Linked DNA regions of Mus musculus: region 1 is linked to region 2. Evidence: chromatin loops called from intact Hi-C (ENCODE). Cell type or tissue: left cerebral cortex. All regions are shown on one strand. Region 1 overlaps Ank3 (ankyrin 3, epithelial). Region 2 overlaps Ank3 (ankyrin 3, epithelial).

Evidence for each region. Hi-C counts contacts between places; a loop is a spot of excess contacts. Peaks named below come from ENCODE experiments on the same cell type or tissue, not always from the same donor. Only the 100,000 strongest peaks of a DNase experiment are listed, where the experiment ranks them.
Region 1: it touches region 2 in a loop (2.3-fold over the local background); 3 of 42 quality-filtered maps call a loop at or near these places.

Annotation. Positions count from the first base shown.
Region 1 is chr10:69,638,368-69,640,867 of GRCm38, reverse strand. All of the region lies in intron 1 of Ank3 (ankyrin 3, epithelial), which reads right to left. Among named protein-coding and RNA genes, the nearest start is that of Gm33464, 77 kb to the right of the region's middle. In left cerebral cortex, CTCF peaks have their summits at 28 (motif pointing right) and 1,551 (motif pointing left); a DNase peak (open chromatin) is centred at 2,468.
Region 2 is chr10:69,573,072-69,575,571 of GRCm38, reverse strand. All of the region lies in intron 1 of Ank3 (ankyrin 3, epithelial), which reads right to left. Among named protein-coding and RNA genes, the nearest start is that of Gm33464, 11 kb to the right of the region's middle. In left cerebral cortex, no CTCF peak of the experiment used is centred here; DNase peaks (open chromatin) are centred at 1,105 and 1,239; H3K27ac peaks cover 968 bases.

The sequences.
Region 1 (2,500 bases), 65 kb before region 2:
TCTGTGTACCACGTGTATGCAGCTCTCACAGAAGCCTCAAGAGGGCACTGGATCCCCTGTGACTTGAACCACCCTGTGGATGCTAGGAAACAAACCTGGGTTCTCTGCAGGGACAGCTGGTGCTCTTAACTCGCAGCCCTCTCCCCAGGCCCCCACAAGATCCTGTGGCTTAGCATGGTTGTTAGGATTTAAAGAGAGAACTGTGGACATTAGCTGGCATATCCAAGAAACAGAAAAATGTCGGGGCTGCTGCTGCTGTACTCCACACAGACAGATGACCAGGCAAGGTATCATCCGCAATGCACAGGGCTGAACGTTGCTGGGAACGGAAGTGTGCTGTGTTTTCCCACTGACACCTGGCTGCCTCCGATGGGTCTGGAGTGCCATCACAGTGACTCGGAGAACAGCTGACTAGAAGCTCGCGGGTGCCATAATTCTCAAGTGATGTTTCCATAAGTTTTCTTCTTAAAAGCTACAACTCACCCCCTGCTTCCTTGGAAGGGTCCTACTATGTGTCTGGTATGGCTAAGCAGGAAGCTGCTTTTCCTAGTGAACGGCCTGGAGCACTTTTGGATGAAAAGGTGAGAAAAAGGGAGACACAGAAAACAAGAGCGGAAAATGTAAATGTAAACAAAAGTAGCCAGCAATCAGGTAGCTCCTGAAAACACAGCCCGTGGTTAGATAGCTTCCGGAAATGGTCAAAAGGGTTATAAATTCAGGCAGAGCACCATGAGACTCACAATCATGTCACTGGAGTGTGGCCTGTAGGTAGAAGAAAAGATCAGGTGCATGCTCTTGGGCCTGTCAATCATATGATGGACGTGAAGGGCTTAGTGGCTGTGACATAATTAAATATGTGTGATTTTTGAGATTCTCTCTCTCTCTCTCTCTCTCTCTCTCTCTCTCTCTCTCTCTCTCTCTGTGTGTGTGTGTGTGTGTGTGTGTGTGTGTGTGTGTAGATCAGAAGGCAACTTGTGAAAGTTGGTTCTCTTCTTCCACCATGTGGATTCTGGGGATAGAACTTGGGTTGTCAAGCTTGGCAGCAAGCACCCTCTAACTTCTGTGCCACCTTGCTATCCTGGAAACATGTGAGATTATCCTAATTCAACATAAAATATAAATAATAGATGTAATGGTGTGTGCTGAGAGGACCAGCACATAGGAAGCAGGGGCAGGCACAAAAGCAAGTTTAAACTAGCCTTGGCTTCATTGTGAGTTTGAGGCCAGCCTGGTCTCCATAGTAAGTTCCAAGCTAACTTGAGCTACCTGCATGCCCTGTCTCAGAAAAGAGAAGACCAAACAAAATGAATGAGCTAAAACCAGGAGATACACCCCATCAACGTAGGTGACGACACATTTGTCACCAGAACTCATACCACAAAGAATTTAACTGTATCTGGAGCAGGTCAGTATGGGGCTGGAGAGATCGTGTAGCAATGAATACTGTTAACTGCTTTAGTTAAGGACCTCAGTTTGGTTCTCAGCATCTGCATCAGGGGGCTCCCAACCACTTCAGTTCCCAGGGATCTGATGCCCTCTTCTGGCTTCTATGGGCACTGCAATCATGCATCTATCTCCCCATACAGACAAACGCAGATACTCATAATTCAGAATAAATCTTTAACTTTTATAGGAGTGTTAGATTCCACTCTCAAAGGACAGGTGCATGATATTAAACAACAGCAGCGTCTGTTCCCATGACTTTTAAAAGCTTTTAGTCTCTAAGTCCGGGAGTCAAAAGCTGGGCACTTATTTTCAGGGCTGTCTCTATCAGAGAGATGTCCACATCTGTAATAAACAGCACACCTGTCTACTCCCATCCTTTCCAAATCCTCTAAGAAGATCTGACAGGAGTTGAGGACATCTCTCTGGGTCCTGTACTAACTAGAAACGTCCACCTGACAGGCAAACATCTGGATGTGTCACAAGAGATCTTGTAGATCTTACAACCTTAGCTGCTTTCTGTGCCTGCCTCTTCTGCTTCATCACCGTCACCTGCTTCCAGCTCTAGCCAACATCCTAGAGCTCCCATCCTGAAGCATTGATCCTCCCCCCGCCCCCACACTAATTAATGATACATGACGGTATTTCATGCTGTTTCCAGAAAGCTTTCTCAGTCTTTCTCGACTAGCAACTATATTGCTTCCACTTTATGGATTCCAACCTTAATTAACCAGAGAGACCTCACTCCAAGAGCCTGAATTGCCTCCCTGAGTATGCCACTCCTTCGGAAATCTACCCGTGTCTCTTAGACACACCTGCTATCCATCTCTGTAGAGCTCCTTGGGCTTGTCTTTCTGAAATGGACCACAGCTCCAAGGCAAGCACTTCTGATTCAGAGTCGAGGGTTTGAGGCCTGAGCCAGAGAGAGCTGAAAGCATAGCTCAGACATCAACAGTGGATGGCTTCATCCTAACACACCACCCAACACAGAACACCGCAATTCCTCCCTGCAGACCCGGCATGAAAGTCCCGGCCCCGGGGCTTAGCTGCACACTTC
Region 2 (2,500 bases):
AACCAAAGGATGGGGAGGAGGGCTCTGGGTAGGTTTCTCTGGAGATGGGACCTCTGGTGAGAGATCCTTAGCACCGGGCAGCTGTCAATGCCTTCCTGAGGAAATCAATTCTTGACCCCATTGTTTTTAGTGCAGGATAAAATTGTCATGAGCTGGGCTGGCTTATGTCTAGAGGATAATCGTTTTACATCTTCCTCAAATATTTTATTTATTTTGCATGTAAGGCCATGTGGTCAAAGGTGGACGTGTATGAGAATCAGAGCCTCAATACAATCCCCCTAGTGATGACGTTTGTGAGAGAACTAGAGATTTTAGGGTTTCCTCAAACTGGGAGGGGGGTCCTTTAACCACACAATTCCCTCCTCATACACAAACGAATAATAACACAATCTGGGTGCAGCAGAGCAGACAGAAGCTCTGGGGCGGGTGAAGAGGGGAGGGGCCTTGCCAATCATTGCACACTGGGCCAAATGCGTTCCCAGCTCAGCAAAACTACAAAGTCCTTTGGAACGCTCGGTGTGTGTGTGTGTGTGTGTGTGTGTGTGTGTCTGTGTGTGTCTGTGTGTGTGTGTTTTAGTTGATTCAGTGCTGTGCAAAAAATGTTAGCACTCAAGGAAAAAGGTGATCTACCGTAATGGAGGGCAGTGCGTTAAATCCACACCAGCCTAAACCTCCGCAGGTATATATGTTTCCATTCCTCAGAGCTTGCTAGTGCTACCTGAGAGACTGGTGTTTTTTTATGTAAATAAAAACCATTAGTATATGTAAAAAACAAAACAAAACAAAACAAAAAAAACCCTGCAATTACACAAATCACAGCCACGAGCCAACCATATCAGTTAATGACAGCTTTCTGTCTTGTATATGGGAAAAGGCTTGTGTTTGAGGTGGTACCTTGTGACAAAAAAAAAAAAAAAAAAAAAATAGCAGAGAGACTCCTCCCTAGCCTTCCAGTGGGAACCATACAAAGCAGTCTGGTGGATGGTGGGGGAAATCTCAAGCAGCCTCCTGCTGCGAAGCCTGCTTAGCTACTCAAAACCAAACCCAATCTTATCACAGCAGGTCGGTCTTCAAGCGGCGGCTGAGAACTAGCTGGGCTCAGCAGCCTGGGCTCCAGGACTACTCCCCAGAGATGTGGTTCATTAAGCTATTGAGCAGGTCTTCATAGGCTAGTAGATGTTAACCAGAAGTTTGCGGAAGGTTTAAAAGGCATCAATTCTTTATTGAGCTCACGTTTCCAGATACTCCCCAAGTTGTTGTCTGAACCACGGGATTTAGCCCAGATTGCTGTCATTCTAGGCTCCGCCCCACAGTTACCTGGCAACAGCCCGGTGTGCCTGACTCGCTGTAAAAGGGGCTGCTTGCCGCCTTCTCCCTCTCTTCTCTTTCTCCCTCCTCTTGCCCTCTTCTTCCTCTGTCTCTTTTCTTCCTATTTCCTCCCCCCGTTCTCTTCAAGTGCCCATGCCGGCCTTCTCTCTCTCTCTCTCTCTCTCTCTCTCTCTCTCTCTCTCTCTCTCTCTCTCTCTCTCTCTCTCTCTCTCTCTCCCTGCCTATCTGTCTCAACTCCCCTCCCCATGTCCTAAATAAGCTCTATCCTATCCTATACTTTCATGTGGCTGGTCCCTCAGGGGGAAGGGATGCCTCAGCATGGGGCCACAGAGGCACTCCCTTCCCTCACACCTTACTGCACCTGCACCAAACATATCCCTGGCCTTTCTTTTCTTTTTATATAAACACAACATCTCTGTCTCTGTCTCTCTCATGATACGATTTCAAGTATCCTAGACTTTATAGGTAGCAAAGGGTGACTTTGAACTTCTGATCTGCTGATCAGTACCTTTGCAGTTCTGAGAGTAGAAGGGCTTGTGCCCCACCCCACCCCACCCCACCCCACCCCACCCCGAGCCTGGCTTATACAGTGTGGGGACTGAGCAGAGGGCTTCATAAAGGCTTGCAAGCATTTTCTTAAATGAGCCACACCCCCTTCTTGGTTCCCTTCCCCCAAATCACCTCTCCCTCCTCAAGGAAAAGGTAAAACTGTAGGTCTGCCCCAGTCCCTTCTTTGTTCACCTTGATACTTGATGGATGGAAACAATATGCCAGCCATTGTAGGGTTGCCTCCGCCCATGGACCAATATTGTCCCCGAGAGGGACAATCCCTGTCTCTCCTCCACCCGAGGATGTGAGATGTAGAATAGAAAACACTCTGCCTAGCCAAGTAAAGAAAACAACAGGCAGCCAAGCAATTACAGCCTCCTCGTATTATCACTAAGTAGAGTGGAGGGCACAGTGTTAACAATGGGCTCCTGCGCTCTGTTATTCCCACCGCATGTGGCTAATCAGTATTTGCAGTTTATCCAATGGAACAGAGATGGCCCATGGGGGTAAATGGAGCTTCTGGAAGCTTCTGCAGGAAGAGATGGCTGAATCTGTTGAAACTGCCAGATCCTGAATTTCAGATAAATGTATTTATTTCTTTTGCCATTGTCGAAATAGAGAC